Linked DNA regions of Mus musculus: region 1 is linked to region 2. The links are chromatin loops, found by intact Hi-C in ENCODE. Cell type or tissue: left cerebral cortex. All regions are shown on one strand. Each heading gives the region's core, and the rest is flanking DNA. Links, peaks and the distances in the headings are about the cores only.

Region 1 (10,985 bases), core at 1,396-9,395, 52 kb before region 2:
CCTCCTGCTAAAGCCCTGGGAGAGCTTACAGTTGACAGCCAGCAGCAACTTATTGCCAACTAAGTGGAAAAGTTTGAAGTTGGATACCTCAGCTTCCTGTCAGGCATCCACTGTCGGTGCCATATGGAATAGAGGTGCTTCCAGTTTATCCATTTTAAAATTAACTTAATCCATTCTTTAGAACAGAGCCGGGCAAGGAAATATGGTGTGATCCACATATACCGTTTTACATTTTCTAGTAACCACACTGCAAAAAATAAAAGCAATCAGACTGAATTACTTCTGGAGAGAAATTTGATTATATAAAAGTACTGGAACTCATCAATATATAAAAATGTAAAATTTCAGCATGCAATGAAAATGATCGTTATGAGCTATTTTACATTCATTTTCATTATACATGCTTGAAATTTAGGGTGCTGATTCACCTAATCATGGTGGATCGTTACTTGGGTGACTGTTCTTAACAATCAGTTCAGACTAATCAAATTTCAAATGCTCTCCAGCCACGTGTGGCTAGTGTTGCCTGCATTGGAGAGTACAGCTCTAGACCGGAACACAGAATTCTCACATAACTTACTAGAGAAGGAAACCGGGACACTCCGAGGGGAACTGACCTGCCTAGGGTTAGGCAATTCAGTGGCTTGAATGGTGGTCACTTCCATACACCCATGTCACAATTTCTACCACCTATAAATGCTATTCTGCTTTGTTGTTTGTGAAGCTAGCCTTTTGATGCCTGAGGCATCTCTCTAAAGTAACCTACAAATGGTATCTTATTTAGAAAAAGTCTTCCTGGTAATTAACATAGGGATATTGGGATAAAGAGATCATTCAGATTAATGGGTGAGCAGTGAGTAAGTCCAATGAGCAGTAAGTGTCCATGTAAGACACACACACGGAAGTCAGAGAGAAGAGAAGAGAGACACACTAGGGAATAGGATCACAAAGGCAGAGAAAGATGTGACACAGACAGCCACCAGAAGCAGGGACAGAGAGAGGGGAAGGGTCCTATCTGAGTCTTCCAGAGAGAACGTGGTTTAGAATTTTAAAACATTCTTTTTATTTTATGTGTATGAGTGTTGTGCCTGCCTGTATGTATGTGTACCCATGCATGTGCTTGGTGCCTAAGTAGGTCAAAGAGGTTCTAGGAACTATTGACACTGGAGTTATGGTGCTGTAAGCCACCATGTAGATGCTGGGACCTGCACCCAGGTCCTTTACATCAAGTATGCTTAACTACTGAGCCATCTCTCCAGTCTCTGATTTAGAGTTTTTACCCTCTGTTAAATGTAACAACAATGCACTTCTATCTGTAGCCACTCCATTTTGTGATTTTTTTGGCTGCTGTAGAATTCATGTACTCAACATTAAGAATGAACTCTGGTTTGAAGACACCCTGACTCCATTACAATGCAGGACAACCTGTTTCCCTTTACGTCTGATGTCTACCAAATGCCCAGCGTTTACTCCTTAATGGGTAGAGGTGACCAGAATGGGGGCCCGGAGACCTGGACACACACATTCATTTTCTGCTCTTCAGGCTTGTGGAACACCATGTCATGTTGTCCTCCCTTGCTTCATCGTTTTAAAGGACCTCTCCACTGCTCTCTCTGCCTCCATTCTCCTTGTCTAAAGCCTTTTCCCATGTGGTATCCAGGGTGATCTTTAAGAGGAACCTGTGTTGTATCAGGCCACATCTCATTGTTTAATAGTTGCTGCCTCTCTTCTCTTCTCTTCTCTTCTCTTCTCTTCTCTTCTCTTCTCTTCTCTTCTCTTCTCTTCTCTTCTCTTCTCTTCTCTCCTCTCCTCTCCTCTCCTCTCCTCTCCTCTCCTCTTCCTTTCTTTTCCTTTCCTTTCTTTTCTTTTCCTTCCTTCCTTGCTTGCTTCCGTCCTTGCTTGCTTTCTTCCTTCCTTCTTTCCTCCCTCCCTCTCCCTCTCCCTCTCCCTCTCCCTCTCCCTCTCCCTCTCCCTCTCCCTCTCCCTCTCCCTCTCCCTCTCCCTCTCCCTCTCCCTCTCCCTCTCCCTCTCCCTCTCCCTCTCCCTCTCTCTCTTTCTTTTTTTGAGACAGGGTTTCCCTGTACAGCCCTGGCTGTCCTGGAACTCACTCTGTAGACCAGGCTGGCCTCAAACTCAGTAATCTGCCTGCCTCTGCCTCCCAAGTTCTGGGATTAAAGGCGTGTGCCACCACCGCCCAGCACTGCTGCCTCTTTTCTATCTCAGACACAGAGACCACCTTGCTTTTGTCCAGCACGATGAGCTAAATCCTTTGTCATTATTCTTTTATCTATTTAGAAAATTCTAGCCTCAGACAGGGCCATGGTTGCTCACCATCACTTCATTCAAGCTTTCTCTTAGATAAGCCTAGTTATAAAGGGCTTCCTTGGATACTGTTATTTTTTTCACCATAATTTATAATTTATGATTATATGATTCATTTTTATTTACAGGACAGATTTCACACCACTTGGTAGAGATTTGTTAATTGATAGATTATCATTCCTCAGTCTCATTAATTGGTTCATACGTTCCATGAAGGCAGAACCTTTTATCTGGCTTATTTTAGTGTCTGGAATGGCACATGTAATTTTTGTTGAACGAGTGAACAAATGAATAGATGAACTCAGAGATGCAAGCTCCATTGTCTCCCACCACCAGAGAACTTATAATTTGGATATTTAGGTAAAATACTATAGTGTGAACAATAAAAAGAAAGGAAGATCACTGGGCTGGCAAAACAAAACAAAACAAAACAAAACAAAACAAAACAAAACAAAACAAAAACCAGTATTCAAAGGCCACAGTTTGAACTTTAACCTGTAGATATCTGGGTCCTCTGGGAACCTGAGTCTCCAGCCTCTCTTCACACAGCTCTTCCAGGAATGGAATGGCTTTTAGGACAGCAGCAATGCGGCTCCAGGCCTAGACACCATGAGGTAGTTTGTTGTTACAGACCAAAGTCACTCAGAGCACTTGGTTCAAAAGACAGGATGTGGGCTGTGAGCCTCCAGTTCATCTTTCAAAGGAAATCTCCTTCAGCAGCAATGTCTCCTGGGATGTTTTCCCAAGTCTCCCTGGGAGGTGCTGGAGCCTCTCAAAAGACTAAGAATAGCCAGGGACATCCAGTTTCCCAAACATGCCAACCTTAAAAGTGAATGCCTTTTTCCCCCTTGTTACCTTTGCATTACTATGTAGGGGAAGGACACTGTATTATTATAGGTATATAGCTCACCATGCAGTTGCTAGACACCTCACTGTGACTCTCTGCTCAGGAGCTCCCAGTAGGAATTGTCAGAGTGGTATCCAGGCTCTGCCACTACAGAGGCCCAACCCTTTGTCACCAGTGCACTTTGTAGTCTGGACAGCCTCCATTGTACAACCCCGAGACTGTGTACCCCTTACTCACTTCCATCTAATTTTGCTTATTCACAGAACTTACCTGGTCTATACAGGTTATGGTTGTGACCGAATGAGACAGTGCACAAGCCTCCCTGACACCCTGTATGTTTAGTTTTAATTTTTGCACATTTACAGGTCATGCATGGTACAGGTAACCTTCTTCCATTCTGTTACTTACTCAAGCAGTGCTCACTGGGCTTGTAGGAGCTGTCAGATGCTAAACTCAACACCAGGAGACATGAAGGTGTCATTAACAATGCCGGGGACGTGTGGAAGAGTTCGGTCAGATGCCATTTTTCATCCCCAGGCTGTAGAGCATCACACCAGAGGGAGATTTAGATGCAGTGCCTTATATAACATGCAATGTCGTATCATTGGTTATCTTCCCATCCTTCAAGTGGCATCAAGGGGAGTATGGCGTTGGATATTAATGTTCCCTGAACATTTGAAATCTCTCCTAACAAATACAAGAAGGCCCCAGGTGTGAGGACAGCACCTGGGGAGATCTTAACCCACACAAACCTAGGTATTTCCAATCACATAGACTTTTGTTTTAACAGACTGCACAAGTATGACCAGAAGGGACAAAAGTGAATGAAATGTAGGGAAACGCTCATTTATTAAATTTGTCTCCTGTCATCATTAGCCCAGCCATTTTGGGGTTGGGGAAACTGTCTTTTTGTGGAGAGAGTTCTAAGTGTTCGAGCAAGTGGAGACAAGTCTTTGTGGTGGATATATACATATATACATATGCATATATGTATAGTCCTCCCCTACCTCTGCAGACCTTGGTGTGTGTGTGTGTGTGTGTGTGTGGCCACAGGCCTTTCCGGATGAGTGACAATGAAAGCCCATCCCTCCAGGAGACGCATGCCGAATGACCAATGGGATGATGGATGGAGGGTGCTGGGTACCAGTCTCTGCAGAGGCCAAGGTGAAACTGGCTGCTTCCAGCCTGTTCAACCCTCATCTCCTTGAGCCCCTTGGGTCCTTAGGCGTTTGGTCATTGCTGGATCAACCGAGGTGCTCATCTTAACGCACCCCAGGGCCTAGGACAGGGTGCCAGGGGCGCGGCTCAGATCTGTCCAGCGCAGACTGCGGTCCTCGCGCCGCAGCGCTGCGGCTAAGAACACTTGGCTGGGAGGCCTGCGGGTTGCGGTGTACGTGTATGTGTGTGTGTGTGTCTGTGTGTGTCTCTGCTGGTGGTACTGGTGGTGCCGATATGTAAAGCAGCTGGCGGCTCTGGGCGGGGCCTGGGTTTCATGCAAATGAGGGAGGCGGGGTTACACTGGGGCTCCGCCTCCCTCCCCCGCAGCTGGGGCCAGCGGTGCCAAGCACAGCTGGACCAGCGGCAGCAGCTGGGCGAGTGACAGCCCAGCTACGCGCGCGCGGCCGCCGCCAGAGCCGGCGCGAAGGGGCAGCGCGGCCCTGCGGTCCCCGGGCGGCAGCAGCGGCCGCCTAGTCCCGCGCCTTTCCGGGCTTGCAGCCCCGCGGTCCCGCCGCCCCGGGGCCGCCACCTCTCGGGGCTCCCCCCAGTCCCCGCGCGCGCAAGATGGCTGACCCGGCTGCGGGGCCGCCGCCGAGCGAGGGCGAGGAGAGCACAGTGCGCTTCGCCCGCAAAGGCGCCCTCCGGCAGAAGAACGTGCACGAGGTGAAGAACCACAAATTCACCGCCCGCTTCTTCAAGCAGCCCACCTTCTGCAGCCACTGCACCGACTTCATCTGGTGAGAGTGCGCCGCGCGGGCCACCTGCCTGGGGCCCTAGAGGGCAGCGACACGCATGGGGACCCCTGTTGTTGCCCCCGGGGGGAGGAGCCGTGTGATCACCCCCATCCCGCTGGACCCTTATGCCCTGCGCTCCCGGATGGCCAGTCCCTCAGGTGCTGGGTTCTCTGCTCCCAGACGGCTGGCCGCCAGGCGCCTTCTGCCCTCTTGCACTCTGTCGCCCGAGCGCCTAGGGACAGCGCTGCAGGCGCCTTTTCGACACCTGGCTCAGGGCTCAGTGTGGCTGTCCCTCCTCGGCAGGGCAGCTCCGCGGGTGTCTTTCTCGCCTGAGGTTCCCGATCTTTCTGCCTCCTTCCGGGCTCGAGGAGCTCTCACCCTCACCCCTCCTTTCCGGGGCAGCTCTCTGGGGTGTCCTCTACTTCCCCGGGGCGTGGAGCATCCTTCCCTCTGCGTCCCTAGAGCAGTGCCCTGGGTTATCTCTTACTTCGCCTCCAGAGTCTTGAGCACCCCTTTCATTCCTTGGTTCTCACCCTCAAGTCGCTGCAGGGCCCCTTTCTTCCCTCTGCCCCTCCAAGCATGGGGGGACCTTCCCCCCGCCCCCTAGCCCCTCAGGTGTTACCACCGTGGTGAAGTCCCTATCATCCTCCCCCTAGACAGGTCCTTTTCTCTTTCCTTGAGGGTACTCCCGGCATCTCCTTGGGCAAATATCCAGCCCGCCTTCCGCCCCCACCCGGGCGGAAATGCACCCTCGCATCCTGCCACCTGGTGGTCGTGGTCGCCTCTGTACTGCAGGGGAGATGTGAGGTGGGGGTTACTGCCAAGCTCCGGTAGTGTACCTCCCAATCCCATCCAAGGTGGAAGACACCTTGGAGACCAGGCTGTAGCTAGGAGGTTGCCCCTGGGGTAGAGGGACAGTGGGAAGGGAGAGGGCGACTGTGTGAAACTAGCTGGTAACTGGACCCCTCAGACTGATACTCCCTCTTGTGCTTTTACAGGGGCTTCGGGAAGCAGGGATTCCAGTGTCAAGGTAGGCTTTGTGGCGCTGTGGATGCCGATGGTGGGAAGAGAGAGTAATACAGACTTCAAAGACGTGGCCGAGTTAGGCAGAGTGAAGTAATCCTGCCTGTCAGAGTGACCTCCCAGGCTAGGAATCCTTCACCACCAAAGGGTCCTTTTAAGGGGTGTGTATTTGGGCCAGAGATGCACCATCCAGGAAAGGCCAGTGGAGCTCCTGGAAGGCCCTAAAAGTCAAAAAGTGCATCCATCCCGCTGCTATCTGAGCATTCTCTCAGGACTGCCAGCCCTGCTTAAGAAATGAAATGTCTTCAAGGACTCTTGTGTGTGGAGGGAACCTCTTTCTTCCTAATTCCAGCCCTTTCTTGCTCATTGCTCTCCCTTACCTCCCAGTAGGAGGGTCTGCCTCTTTCCCCTGCTTTGCAGGTGGCTGCCATCTGCAGATGGCGCATCCCCCTAGAAAAGCAACTGTGGTTTCCCCTGGGCCTCCTCTCTCTTTGAAAGCGGTGGTTCCAGATGGGGTGCCTCTGGGATCCTGCCTGAGGTTGCCCTTTTTAACATCTGAGGAGGCACAAGAAGGACTCCAAGAGACTCCTTACCTGGGTTCTTGATTCTAGCTCAAGAGCCATGATTTTAACCAGGGGTACCTAATCAAATATCAGAGACTTGGTGGCCTCTCTTATCTCTAGGGTTTGTGCCTACAAGATGGACTGTGGACTGAGGAATGTAGCTCAGGAGAGTGCCTGCTTTGTTCCAGAGAGGCTCTGATGCAAAATGGGAGAGGGGGAAAGATAGGTTTTAAATTGAATCTCTAAAGATGTGGCCTTGTTTAACCCTTAGAATGCCATAAATAGTTTGTGAATTTCTCTCTCCCCTCTGTCTCTGTCTCTGTCTCTGTCTCTGTCTCTGTCTGTCTGTCTGTCTGTCTGTCTGTCTGTCTGTCTGTCTGTCTCTGTCTGTCTGTCTCTCTGTCTTTCTCTCTCTGTCTCTCTCTCTGTCTCTCTCTCTGTCTCTCTCTCTCTCTCTCTCTCTCTCTCTCTCTCTCTCACACACACACACACACACACACAGCATTCAACTTGTTGAATACTGACTCTACTTTCATGCTGAATCGATCATTTGGAACTGAGGTCATCCCTTTACCAATGAGCAGACATTCGAGGCTATGTCTCTGTTCAACACTGGCCTTCTACAATTCTGACCCCCTTTGCCTCTTGAATTTACAGGGTTGTTTTGCCCCTCTCTCTCCCTTTAAGCCAGGTGTGGTTGGGTTTGGTCAGAAGTGGTTCTGCATCTTCTCCTCCCAACACCTCCTCCCCCTCCTACCTTTTCCCTCCCCTTCCTATCCCCCCCTTCCCCGTTCTCACTCAGATTCACTTTGTGCCCAGACTGACCTTGTCCTGGAAGCTTTTCTGTCTTTCTTTGTTAGTCTCCCAGGTGTTGGGAATACAGGTATTCTCAGGGTCGAATTGCCATCCTCCACCCTGTGAACTGGCCTTAAATCTGGAGAGGAAAGCGTGTGGGTGTGGAATAGCCTGAAGTGAGACAGTAGTGCCCATGGATAACTTTGCTTTGCACCATTGCGCTGCATGCAAAATCAAAAGACCCCAGTGCTCAGAGGTGGCTTTGGGACATGCATGGGCCTGGCTGCCCTAAGCTGAAGGCTTTTACTGAGTTCTGGAGTGGGACAGGAAGTTTCCAGCCTCCTCTGCTGAGATCCAGAGCCTCAGTTTTATACAGTACATGGAAGGACTGCCAAGTCCCTGCCGGTGGCAACGAGTCAGGCCAGTGGCACCGTCTGGATGGTTTTCTAGAACTTGTCTCTCTTAAACACAGCACCGAGAGTGGCTCGGTGTGGGGAATGTGGAATCTGTGAGGTTGCCTTTCACTCGCATGAATTGGTTTCTGTTTTTGTCTCTTGTCGAGGTCAGGGGTGATTTTTTAAACCCTGCTTCTGTGGCTCTCCTGTGCCACCTGCTCTCTGTTATTGATGGCTGGGAAAGTCAGCTTTGGAATGTGCGGGGGACTGCACATATGGAGCAGGAGATCCTTTTATTCAAAGCCTAGGATTTTTTTTTTTTTTTGGCACAATGAGAAAAAAATCAGAATGAAAGTTTTCAAGAAGTATGATTAACTTTAGGAATAAGACTTTTTCAGAAGCTGGCAGTGCGTTTGCCTCGTGTGCTCGACTCCCTGGGTTCCTGGGAACAAAAGGAAAGGGGAGGGGTGAAAGGTATTTTCAAAATCATTTCTCTTTTCATTTTTTCACCCCTTAGCTCTCTGAACATCTGGCCCTCTGTTACTGCGTTGATGGGCTACTCCATCTGACTTGGAGTGGGTAGGAGGAAGGAGGGGGTGGGGTAGATTCATGGGCCCTGAGCTGAGCTGCTTAGAGTGGGACACAGCCTAGAAGGCAGGGAGGGAGTTTATCACTGGTACCCAGTGTTGCTTGGAACTAATTCTGGAACCACAGACGAGCTCCTTTTATAGGATTATTTTCAGTACCTGGTGCCTGATATCTTACCTTAAAGTGAATTTACTTAAAGTAGGACCAACATTATAATAGAAAACAAACAGAGTTTATTCTTTTACCTAAGTCAACAGTTCAGAGATCTGGTCCTTCAGTTTTCTATGATGCTGTCCCAGGGAGCAATAGTTATCTCACAGCTCAAGAAGATACTGGATTCTCCAGGCACCAGGCCTCCTTTTAGCCAGCTGGGACAGGAAAGGGACAAAAGAAGTCAAAAGACACATCATTTTCAGTGGCTCTTAGGGATGTTGCCTAGAGAGAATTGGCTATATACTCGGTATATATTGGCTAGAGTAGAACCCAATGAATGTCCACGTCTCGTTCCGAGCAAACCTAGAGGACAGTAGTGTTCAGCTCAGGTAGCACGTTCCCAGCCAACAGCGGAGGGAGGGAAGGATGTTTCCATCTCAAAGGTGGAGGAAGCAGAGATTGGCTAACCCCTCAGGATGGTGTGGGAGGATCCCAAGATTAAGATGCCCTTGTCACTGCCCCAATGCTCCAGTAGCTGTCATGGAAATCGGGGTGCAGGACAGAGCATCCAGGAACCACAGGGAACCACAGATTTTTATAGACTTGGGAAGCTTTCTTAAGAACAGACTTCTGGCTTTTGTACAGCTAAAGGACAAAACTCTCGGTTAACTGCCACTGATTTACCCACCCTCCTCCTTCTCTCTTTGATAATGCCTCAGCTGACAGAGGATCCCTCTTGTGAAATTGCACACAATTTTGGATTAGAAATGGGACCCATTATGCCACAGGACAAACCTTTCTTTCTCCAAGGCACTCTTTTAACAACCCTAGAACCTGCACGCTGTGCTTAAATTCTAATCAACTCACTAATCACTGGGAGGATTTCAACTTTTATCCAAAGAAAGACTTTGCAGTTTGGCAGAGAGGAAACTTTTCTCTTTTTTTGTTAAAGGAAGTCATTTCAGTAGAAATAGAGAAGCATTAAGATGTTCAGATCTAGGTGTTTAAAGCACGTGGTTGGAACCAGACAGACGTGGACTCTGATCCCTCATCTTCTATCTGCTCACGGTGTGACCTTGGGGAGTCCATCCCCACACTGTAACCTTGCTCGCCATCTTGGTGAAAGAGGACACAGTGTCTCCTTTGTAGAGCTCTGGGGTAAAGTAAGTAGCTAAGGAGAAATATCCACCGTGAGAGTAAACAACTCAAAGTAAGATGATCGTCAGGACTTGATTAATGGTGGGAAAGTGTGCCGAAGCAGGGCAGAGCTGACTGGAACTCGGGAAATGACTGTGCCTGTTTCATGTGCTCAGATGGGTGTGTTTCTATGAGACTTAGGGTAATCCAGCCAGTAGATACTTCAGTGTCTGGGCCCAGAGCACACGGTTTCCCTCATGAGAAAGATCTGAACTTGCCTTGGACTCTCAAAAAGCCCGGGGCCACTGTTTTTCTGACTATAAAGAACTAGACTTAAGGATTCTAACAAGAAAGCCCTTTTACCTTCCCTTGGTGAATTCGAAAACATGTCTTTAACTTCTTGTTTGAATTATTTAAAAAAGAGAGAAAACAAACTAAGTGTCACATGAACCTACAGCTGTCGTCTTCCCTCAATAGATACGCTATAGAAGACAAGTTTTAATGTAGTTTATTGTTAACATATACAGATTAGAATATGCAATTAAAACAATAATCAACCATTATATGAATTGGGGCTAGGGGTGGCTCAGTGGAAGTACATGCAAGGTCTTGGGTGCTATCCTCCACCTTGAAAAACAAAAGGACATGGGAAATATTAACTCAAAGGTCATTTCATTTTGCCACACCTGTCTCTGGGTACTTATATTGTTACACTGAGTAGTATGGGTTGAACTTTCTCAGTCAACTGAGAATCAGCAAGGCACACTGCAAAGTGGTAACCATGGCCTGGGTGGCTTTTCCCCTTCCCCTGAAGCTTCGTTACTGAACAGTGGAAGACCTTCCCAAGTAAATACAGAAAATATGACCTTTGGAAATATGGTTGGTGTGATAAACAAGTTCTTGACACTAATACAAAAATATATTATTTCCAATACTAGTGATTCTCCAGGCCCCACCTGGTCCAGATAAGCATGTAGATAGTGCATCAGCATCAGCGTGCAAAGCCACGAGAGTGTGACTGGTCAGAGACAGCTGAGCATTTGATGTGAATTTATATAGGGCTGGAGAGGTGGCTTAGCGACTCAGAGAGTACACTGCTCCTGCAGAGGACCCAGAGTCAGCTCCCATCACCCACAGCAGGTGACCCACAGCAGGTGACTCACTGGTAACTGCATCTCCAAGGGGACACTATGCTTCCAGTCTCTGTAGG
Region 2 (10,985 bases), core at 1,680-9,679:
AGTGAGAAGTTTCTATTTTTATTTTTGAATTTGTCCTTGATCGGCTCTGCCAGAGTGTTGCTGTTTAAACCACCACCCCAAATAATGCACCCTCCTCTACTGTCCTTCCTTGTGGATGGCTTACTCTGCATCCTAGTGTCTTGAGCCAAATATCCTTGGATACTTTCTTATTATCTCCATTGATTGGTCAAAGACTACGCAGCTCCTACAGTGGTTGCAATTTTTAAAAACAAGCCTTGATCTATGTATTTTGAATGCATTTTAAAATTGCATCATTTATTTATTTTTTTTCATTTTGTGTGTGCACAGGTGCATGCGTGCATGTCAGAGTGTGCTCCAGTGCCAAAGTGCACGTGTGGAAGTCAGAGGTCAGCTTTCAGGAATCAGTTATTCCTTCTGTTATGTGAGTCCCAGGGATTGAACTCAGGCTATCAGGCTTGGAGGCAAGCATCTTTACCTGCTAAGCCATGTCACCAGCCCTGATTTTTAGTGTCTTTGTATGCCACAGGGGTTTAGGCTTCATGATTCGTCATCAGTCTTCACTGTGAAACCAGACAGCCATGGGCTCCACTCCCTGCTGCTTAGCAAACTATGAACCAGTTTTAGCTTCTCCTACATGCATTGCTAAATGCTCCTTTTCTTGATATTTAAAGCAAATGATATAATCAATGTGAAGTGCTTCACAAAATGCCAGGCATGTGGATTGCAAGTCATAACTGGCTTTGTTATACTATTATTGGTGTGCCTTTTGTGAATACAAACACTTGTTTTGTCCTGTGTGAGATGTTTGCACGTTAGCTATGGTGTGATGCTGATATCCAGGCACAGCAGCCCTTCTCATTCCCTCCTTTCTATTTTCTGTCATTTTATTCTCAGTAAGGCTCTGTGAGCACTGTATATTTGAATTTTGATTTTTCCCCCAAATTATGAATCATTGTCTTTTAATGGGATAATTTGATTAATTTACATTATTTTGCAAGGCATGACATTTGGCAAGGTTCTTCTTCTCTTCTCCCAAACAATCCTTCCAACTTTCTTCCATAAATCTTGGCCCCAAAATCTGTGGAAAAAATTAACATATTTGTCTGCTTATAAATTGCTATTGTACATGCATATTTTCCATGTTTTCAAGACATTTTGAGATGTGACTCCTGAGGCTTACTGATTTTATTATTCTCCTGTCTTCTGACCCATTTATCAGACGTGAACACCTATTGTATGAGGGAACACATATTGTATACTCTGTGTTGGGTAAAGTCTGGAGAGAGCTTGACTTGTGCCATCACTGAACCCACATTGAGAGAATGAGAGAAATATACAAGATTAAGACGAGTATAAAGTAAAACAAAGATATAAGGAAAACAAGGAGGGTCTTGGAGAAAGAATAACGCGAGTATGTCCACTTGACTCTAATGGGGGACTCACATGAAGGTGACATTCCTGCTCCTACCTTAAAGAAAATGAGAAGGCATTAGCTGTGTGAAGAGAAGAGGGCCCTTCCAGGCAGAAAGGCCAGCATGTGCAATGTCCTAGGGAGGAAACAGTTCTATTCTAGTGTCATTTACATGTAAATTGTTTTTGCTGTAGTCAGCAATTAGCTTTGAATTAAGAGAATGCATGGAAATACAGTACATCTCTTGAAGTGAAATAAAATGAAGCATTGAAAAATGCCAGTGAAGGCAACTGGGAAACTCTTCATACCTCTATTTATTCACCCGAAGACCTATCTATCTGTTAACCCTCCCTCCCTCCTTCCTTTCATCTACCCCACTATCTATCCATCTATTCATCCATCCTTCCTTCTTTCTCTTCTTCCATCTATCTACTCCCCACATACCCACCCATTTATTTGTTCATCTGCTCATCCATCCATCAATACATCCATCAATACATCCACCCATCTTTCCATCTATCCATCCTTCCTTCCATCCATCTATCCACTCACCCATCTGTCCATCTATCTATCCTTCCATCCATCCACCATCTGTTCATCCTCCCTCCCTCCCTCCCTCCCTCCCTCCCTCCCTCCCTCCCTCCCTTCCTCCCATCCATCCTTCCACCCATCTGTCTGCCCACTCCCCTACTCATTCATCATTCATTTGTCCATCCATCTCATGAACATTTTTGAATCCCTACTACGTGCCAGTCCCTGCACCAAGTGGTCATGATAAAATAATACAGCATGTTGAGAGTTTAGAGCCTAGTGCCTAGGGGCTGAAGGGCCCTTGGGGATAAAGCTTGTTGCCTGCGATGGAGTGGGATGCACCGGGGAGTGGAGGAGGCACATGTGATGGACTCTGCTGAGCCCTGAGCAGGGAGGGGGTGGTGGGAAAGAACTGAGAGCAACTCCTGCCAGATGGCTTCATTCTTCCCCCTGAAGGAAGTGGGGAGTTCATGCTGTGATGTGCTACACAAGAACAGTGTTTCCTGAGGGCTCGCAAGGGCATTTGGAATCTAAAGACTACAGCTCATTGATGTGTGTTGGGGGGAAAAAAGCTTTTTTTCCTTTCCTTTTTCAGATGTTGTGAAGGAATAATCAGACCAGTTTTATAGGCCCAGAAAGTACAATTGACAGTGGCTAGAGCCCTAACCAGGTGCTAAGCCAACACTGATGGCTTATGCAGCTGTCACCTGGAAGCCAGAGTCCTTCTGTTTCTGGACTAACCAAGCTTTTGAAGCTAATTGGGTTCTGATAGCAAATCTTGTCTGCTTTGCCTCTAGTCTTCAGGAACTTTACTCTATTCAGAATGAGGGGAGGACCAGAGCTTATATGCCTTTAAAATGTGATTGTTGCACAGAGGCCCGCCTTCTCTCTTTCCTTTTCATTCATAGATGTATGCATGCATGCATCCAACCATCTATCCATTCAATATTTGAATGTCTGCTGTGTGCTCATTGAATGACCAACAAATTAGAAGCAGTCTCTACCACATAGAGTTCTCCCATTTGGGAAGAAAAACAAGCAAATGATTATGTAGGTGATCACATAATTAGAGTGTGTCAAAGACTATACCTGAGAAGAATGTAGTATGTAAGAATGCATATTAAAGGGACAGAGAAATGACTCAGCAGTTAAGAACGTCAGTTGCTTTTCCAGAGGAACTGGGTTCAATTGCCGATACCCACATGGTGACACATAACTATCTATACTACCAGTCCTAAGGGATCTGGCCCTCTTTGGGTCTTCACTGACACTATATACATGTGGTTCATGGATGTACATTCAGACAAAACACCCATACACATAAAGTTTAAAAGAGGAAGGCACATTAAGGCAATCTGTCTTAGATTGAAGATGAGAGAAACTGACAAACTGAGATTTAAGCAAAATAGGAGATTAACAAAAAGCATTTCAGGCAGAGACCCTGGCATACGAAGGAGCATGGCAACGTCGAGATGGGATAATGCATAAGAAAACAATATTACACTCACTTAGGGAGGGCCTGCTGTCTGTTAGGCACTGTGCAGCCCTAAGCTGTGTGATCTTGACAGAATCATTTAACTATTGTGCACCTTAATCTGCACACCTGTCATGTCAGATGACAATGATTTGGTTGGCTTCATTGGTGTCTTTAAGGATCTGTGTCATTCATGGCATGGTGCTCAGGGCCGACTGAGAGGTATTTCTGTGAATGGCATTGGGCGAGGAGGAGCTCTTTTTGGGGTTCATTGCTTGTCTTTGCTTGTGTTGCTGATTTATTTGTGGGGTTACTTAGAGTGTCTCCTGCAATGGAAGTCTGCCACTGAGTGTGGCCAACCTTGCAAAACAACTATTTCTCCATCTGCTTCCATGGGAACAGGGAGTGGAGATGCCAGCCACAGCATGGCCTTCAAGCAGCAGGAGCCCTGGGCATTGGCTCTTGGTCTTTGTAGCATTGGTTGGCATGGAAAGACAGGGTAATAATTACCAAAGGACAGATTAGGGGAAACAGGACATCCCATTTCTTGTGTTTTAATAAGACTAATATATTCTCTGTTTTAATAAGACTAATAATATATTCTCTATTCTTTGGCTGTTAGGAAGGCTTCTCTCATAACTGTACTGAGAAAGGAACAATTTTCCAACTACAGATCCTGAATGGCAACTTATTAGAGTAGACAAAATTATGAATACGAAAGTCACTTTTTTTCATCGCCATGACAAAGTGCCTGAGAGAACTCAAGGGAGAAAGGTTCATTTCAGCTCATGGTTCAGTCTGTGATTGCTGGCCTCTATTGTTTCTGGGCTTCAATGAGACTGAACATCATTGTGGGCAGCATATGATACAGAGGCTGGCTGCCCACTTCATGGCAGCCAGGAAGCCGAAGGAGAGATACAGAGGAAGAAGCTGAAGATAGGCCAGACCTTTCAGAGGTTTTGCTGTCCAGTGACAAACTTTGCTCAATCAGGCTCCATCTTCTGCAGTTTCTACCATCCCCCAACACTCAATTATGAACCTACCAATGGATTCAAGATCATTCACTTCCCAAGAGCCCATCAGCTAATGATCCAAGTCTTTCCCATGTTAGCATTTTTGAGGACACTCTATACCTAAACTGCAATGATGAACATGCCTTAAGAGTATCCAAAAAGCCATCATTTGTAATAAAATTTTCCACATTATTAAATGTGGAGAAAAAAGGGATAAAGAAGGCATGGTTGTTACTGTTCAGGACTCATAATCGAACTCAGATGATTTGTGCCCCTATCATATTGCAATACCAGAGACACTTGGTTTGTGATCACTTGAGGGGGTGGGGATTGCTATAGGAGTCTAGAGGGTGGAAAAACTGTTAAATACATTCAAGAGTCTAGGGCATCTTTATAACAAGGAGTTGTTAAGTCCTAGTGCTATGGATGAAAAGTCCCTGACTAACTGTGTAGAACCACTTTAGTCAATTAGTTGTGGAAGAATGGGGTAGCACATGTCTTACAGAGAGATCTCAGTTTTAATGGTAGCCCCATGCTCCTTCATGCGGATGTCCTGTTGATAAGCATTGGGTTATCTCCTGTCTTGTGCTACAACAAATGATAACACCGTGACTCTCCTTGCTTGTAACCATGGACACCATCTGCACACAATCTGTAGCGCAGTCCTGTTGGTGGAATTATTTTGTTCACTGGGGTAAAGCTCAGAGAGTAAAGGGCTTTCCTTGTAAGTATAAGAGCCTGAGTTTGGTCCCCCAGAGCCTACATTAAGTAACAAACAAACTAATCAACCACCACCACCACCACAGAAACCTGAGCATGATAGGGAACGCTTGTCACCTCAGGGCTGGGTAGTTAGACAGGTGTTGTAACTAGTGTTCCCTAGTAAGCCAGCCTTGCCTTAGTAATGAGTCGCAGGCCAGTGAGAGACCCTGTCGCAAAAGGCAGGTGAGAGGTACCAATGAACAACACCCAGGGATGCTGTCTGTTCCCCACAAGTGTGCACACACAGGGATGGCTCCATGTGACTGTACACACCCAGTTACACACACACACACACACACACACACACACACACACACACACACACACACACACACAGAGCATGTGCACAAGTACACCTACCCACTCTGGATCTACTCACTGTGCATTCCTTACCTGCTCCAGTTTTGGTCCTTGTGGGCACCCCTCCTTTCCCCGTGAGTCACCTGCACTGAAAGAGTCACCTATTTCTTCCCCATATTGCAACTTCTTTCTTTAATCTACAGGATTAATTTCTTTCCTAATCAAAGCATAATTCCTAAGGGTAGTATGAAAATATTAATTGCGTCTATCATCCCAAGGCTCTGAGGGTTTGCAGTATCATCTTCCCAAATTGCTCGTGTTTCATAGAGCATAGCAAGGGCCCCCTTCTCTGCCACCGATCTTTCACGATGGGCTGCACCCACCATCTTTCCCAATGGGCTTTCTCCTGAGATTAAGTAGAAGGCATGAGTTCTCTTGCTTAGAAAAATTCATTAACTCAACGGGGGCACCTGCTGCTTGATTGGGAGAATTATCAGCTTTTGGAGCCTGCTGGCTGCAATCTCTATGCAGACTGGAAGTTGTGGGGTGTTTTTGTCTGCAGGAAGCAGCTCCGAGAGCAGAAGAGGAGAGTGAATAGATGGAGAGAAGAGGGAATTAGAAGAGGAGGAAGCTGTGGGAGAGAGACAGGCAGGGCAAGCCAGATTTCTGCTGCCTGTGCCTTGGAGATGCCAAGGGAGATCTGAGTTGCTTCCTGGAGCCACAGACAGTTGCCTGAGCTTGTGAGGATCCTTGCTCTCAAGTCTCTTGTGGTCACAGAGACTTTTCCAGGCCCATCAGAAGGCTTCGCTCCTGGGAGTTTTGTTTGAATTCAGTTATTTGATAAGCAGCTGTTCATAGTAGAGAAAGGTCTAGTTGGAGAAAGCAGGGTGTGTGGCCTGGCTTCCCTGGGTTCTGCCCCATGTGGACAATAATCTGTATTTACTGAAATTCGGATTGGTGCAGTGAGAAAATGTCCACTCTTTCCTTGAAAAGTTAATCTTTTAATCTGGACCCGCCCAGCTGCTGCTAACCACAGCATCTTACCAGCCTGGGCACATTTGCCCTGGACATTTTATCATAACATTCTAAATCCTTTGAGAGTGCTCCAGTCGCTTCAGTTTGGACCAGTGTATCAGTGACCCTTCTTGTTGCTGTGACAGAATGCCCGCCCGAGCAGTCTAAGGGAGAGAGGTCTATCTTGGTGTGCAGGGTTGGCGGGCTCGGTCCCTCATGGTGCAGAGGTCAGAGCAGAGCAGCTGCCAGCATAGCGGTGGGGAAACTGAGGCAGGATGCCCAGGAAAGGGTGAAGCTGGGTGTGGCTTCAGGCCCACTTCCTTCCACCTCTTGCCAGCTCCTGATAGTGCCACCAAGGTCTAATCCATTGCAGATTAGATGCAACCAGTTGTGTGCTTCCCAAGTCTCCTAACCATTTCTTACTGTCTTCCAGTCAGCAATAAAGATTAATCCCCCACCTCAACGCCACCTCCTACCACCCCCATCGCTGCCATTACCTCCATGCCTGTCCACCTGCCCCCCATCACCACCACTACCATTGTCACAGTGACAAAATGGTTAAAAGCATCAGACAGAGATCGAGCCCAAAGTTAGGCTAGCACTTTCTCAATATCAAGTGCAGTCTTAGGTTCTTTTTTCTGCCTTAGGCCCTTCCAGGACCTTATGAATTCCAGATACTGGTTTAAATAATTCCCATTTTACAGATGAGCAAGGTGAGGCAGAGGGGTTACACAGTTCACCACTAGCTGACTAGTTAAAACCTGAACTGTTTGGCTCCAGACTCCTTCCCTTCCCTTCCCTCCCCTCCCCTCCCCTCCCCTCCCCTCCCCTCCCCTCTTTTCCCTTTCTTTCCTTCCTTCTTTAAAAAAATGATCATATAGTCCTCTCATAGTTTTTATGAACATTATCTGCAAACTTCTCTTGACTCTGAGTTGTGGTTTGGTAGTTAAGAGCATTTGCTGTTCTTCCAGAGGACTAGGGCTTGGTAGCCAGCACCACATGGTGGCTCACAACCATCTGGTACCAAGGGCACCAGGCACACACGTGGTACATAGACATTCATAAAGGCAAAACACCTGTACATATTTTAGAAACCCACTGATTTTGTTGCCCTCCCCCTGTGTGTACGAGTGGCAGACCGTCCTATGTGCTGCTTTTTGTCTATGTGTATGTGGACAGGCCTGCTGTGTGCATCGGGGTATCAGAATCACCACCCACTTCTCCCTCAACATCAAAGATTCTCAGGGTGGATTCAGACCGTGAATAATCAGGAGAATTTTAACACTGAGAATCCTAAAAGTTAATCCTTCAACTGAGCAACTTGCATGTGCCCGGGGACTAGAGGAGGCTGTGTATTTCTACCCTGGATCCTGCAGAAAGCTGGGAGAAAAGTCATGTGAGAGACAGACACGTTTTGAACTGTGAGTTTGGGATCTGAAAGGGGAGAGTGTTGGACCAGTCCAGCACTGGAAGGGATGTGGGGGATGGGAAACTGGAGCTCATTTCCCATGCAGGATCTTTGCAGTTTTCCCCTTCTCTCCATGCTGAGTGACTACAGGGGCCTCAGCTGCATCCCTCTTAAATTCCTGGCTGGGTATTGCTAGAACTGTACCTGCCTTGAGATTGGGACTTCCTGTTCGGTTGGCTGAATCCTGATGCCTGGATTGTGGTGCTAGGCCCTTATTCCACATTGGTTAGGTAAATGGCTGATGTTCCATTTCAATCTTTATTTGTGCCTGTCCCCTAACTATCTCTGGTATTATCCTACCATTTTCCTTGAGAGCTCCTTCTAAACTATAATCCCAGCAAGGGTGGACGGGGTGTCTGTCTTGTTCTCTGCCTGGTGCCCAGAGCAGACTTCGCATATGATGAAGAGTGGAGGCTCTGGAGATCCCAGGTCTTCTAACTCACCGGCTGTGTGATGGCTGCTACGTGCTTGAGATACTCCATGCCTTGGTTTCCACACATACACAAAGCGGAGAAGAGCATCTATCTCACGAGGTCATTAAAACTGGAGCCAACACTGGTTAAGATGTTTAGTAGAGTGCCTCGCATATAATCAGCACCTCATAAATGTCGGTTAGTGTTAGCGCTCCAAAATATTTGGGAGTTAAAGGTTTGAGGATCTTTGTATAAAGCATGCCTTTCCTGTTTGTGTGGTAAAATCTTCCCTAAGTGAGAGACAGACTATTCAAAGGACGGAGAGATCCCGAGATCGGCTCTAATCTCTCCATCTTTTTTTTTTCTTCTTTTGGAAAAGGCTGGTTCCCAGCATGCCCAGTTTCTCTCTTCCCAGCCTTTTACATTTCTCTCCTCTGTAGCCCTGACTTACACACACACACACACACACACACACACACACACACACACACACACACACGGGAATCTTGCTCGCTGATGGAGTGTGGGATCTACTGCTTCCATTTAGAGAAGCAGCCGCCCCTGGTATGCAGCTGCAGGGTTGCCAGCTGACGCTGAAGCTGGGGTGGCCAAGAATGCAATGTGCAGCTTCTTCTGAGTCGGCCCAAAGCTCTGTGGAATGAATGTCTTCTCTTTCCTTCCTCACCAGTGTGAGTTTAACACAGAGAACAAGCTATGTGCACCCCTGGTTCCGGTTCTACGCTGAGCCATGGACACAGTCCATTGCTGGACAGTTGCTGGTAGAAACCCCATTCCTATGGTATGCCCGAGTCCTCCCAGTCCAGACTACCTCCATACCCACTGTAGCTGTTAAGAGGAGGAATTTTGCTTAAACAAGGAAAAGCTCTCAAATCTGACTCAATTATCATGCGAAGCAGGCTTATGCTAAGCTATAACTTGTTATATCTGTGAAATTTAGATTCAACTAAGGTATCTTGTAGTTTCGTTTGAAAGTCTGACAACCCTAGAAAGTCTCCCATGACCAGTTTGCTTTATTTTCTTCTAATAATTTTCCAAATGTGTGTAACCCACAGATATCTTGATGTATATACTCTTGGTAGACTCCCTAATACCCAGAGCAGTGCCGGACACACTGTAGGTGCTTAGTGGAGCGAACCATTGTCTGTGAGTGGGCTCCATTTTCCTTCAGACACTTGGAAAGATTGTCCATCATTTTTTAAAAAACTGGTTCTTCCTTTGACATCTTATGAAGACTGATACACAGAAACGCTGAGTTGTTTTTAAAGGTTTTATAGTATTTCTTTTTATGAATACTTGGTACAATATTTAAGCAGTCCCCTCTCCATAGGCATTGGGAATGTAAAGAACTTTTTGCTATTATAAACAACACTAAAAGGAACATTCCTGTGTTCATTTTATTTGCATACATGGGTTTGGACACATGAACAAGCATTAGAATCACTGGACAACAAGTGTTCACTGTGAAATACGGATCCACATTGCCAAGTTGTTCTCCACAGGGCCTGGCCACCCTCCTGCCAAATGTCCTCACCAACATACACTTTAGCTTTGAAGTTGACCAACCCCGTCAATGAAAACATCATGTCTTTACTGTTATCCTAATTTGCATTGCCTTTTTCCCCCTCTGTGAGCTATACAGCCATGCCTTTTGCTTATTTTCCCTATTTCTTTTAGATGTTAACGGTTTTTGTTTAAATTGTAAGGGTGTGGTAGCACATACCCAAATCCTGGGAGGCGGAGACAGGAGGAGCCTGAGTTGGAGGTCAGTCTGAGCTATATATCAAGTCTCGGACTCAGAAAACCACTCACAAAAATATCAGCTGGGCATATATTCGCTTTATTTATTTATTTATTTATTTATTTATTTCTTACATAGAGCAGAGTATAATGTAGGTTTAGGTTAGAGCAATATTGTTTATTAGGACATTGACTCTATAGACACTTAACAATTCTTAAACCCCCAGACTGAATCTTTCATGTGTTTTTCACCCCATGTCTTGCTGGAGGCTTCCTCTCAGAGAGGCGACGTGGCAGCCCTCCTGTCTTCTGCTGCGTTAACTTTTCTCTTTCTGCATTTGAGTCTCTAATCCATCTGGAATTTATTTTGATTTTCGGAGGGAGGTGACGCTCTAGCTTTGCTTTTTAGCAGATGGCCAGCCAGTTGTCCCAATACCATTTATTGAATAATCCATCGCTTCCCACAGAATTGAAACACTGCCTTCATCATATATTAAAATGTGGAGGAGGGCTTTGTACTCATTTCCTGGGAGTCTCCAGAGCCTGCTATCAGCAGAGGGTCTCAGCTGACGGGAGACAGACGTTCTGGCCTGGAGGGCAGGCACAGTCATCCAGCTAGAAATGCCCTGTGTAGGGCCAGTGGGCTTTCTGAGAATGTTCCAGAGGGCTGGGATTAGTGGAAGACTTGACAGCCTTGGCACTAGTGACATTTTGGGGTGGCTGAGCCTTCCCTAGACTGCCCTGTGTGTTGCAGGGTGGTTAGGAGATCCTTAGCCTCTGCCGAGTAGATCTGAGCATCACTCACACTCCTTGTGACAATAAAATGTTTCTAGATGTTGCAAAATGTCTCCCAAGGGGC

What was found. Peaks named below come from ENCODE experiments on the same cell type or tissue, not always from the same donor. Only the 100,000 strongest peaks of a DNase experiment are listed, where the experiment ranks them.
Region 1: it touches region 2 in a loop (2.4-fold over the local background); 6 of 42 quality-filtered maps call a loop at or near these places.

The regions. Positions count from the first base shown.
Region 1 is chr7:122,284,394-122,295,378 of GRCm38, forward strand. It overlaps Prkcb (protein kinase C, beta), which reads left to right and starts at 4,732. Exons shown (of 17, transcript NM_008855.2): 1 at 4,732-5,124; 2 at 6,120-6,151. The coding sequence starts at 4,952. It overlaps Gm51497 (a long non-coding RNA gene), which reads right to left. Exons shown (of 3, transcript XR_003946872.1): 2 at 8,731-8,853; 3 at 6,243-8,339. In left cerebral cortex, for the core only: CTCF peaks have their summits at 5,899 (motif pointing left) and 7,891; DNase peaks (open chromatin) are centred at 4,337, 4,645, 4,979, 5,082 and 6 more places; H3K4me3 peaks cover 4,006 bases; H3K27ac peaks cover 3,531 bases.
Region 2 is chr7:122,335,914-122,346,898 of GRCm38, forward strand. The region is part of intron 2 of Prkcb (protein kinase C, beta); the gene reads left to right. Among named protein-coding and RNA genes, the nearest start is that of Gm51497, 45 kb to the left of the region's middle. In left cerebral cortex, for the core only: no CTCF peak of the experiment used is centred there; DNase peaks (open chromatin) are centred at 2,341, 6,067 and 8,943; H3K27ac peaks cover 2,885 bases.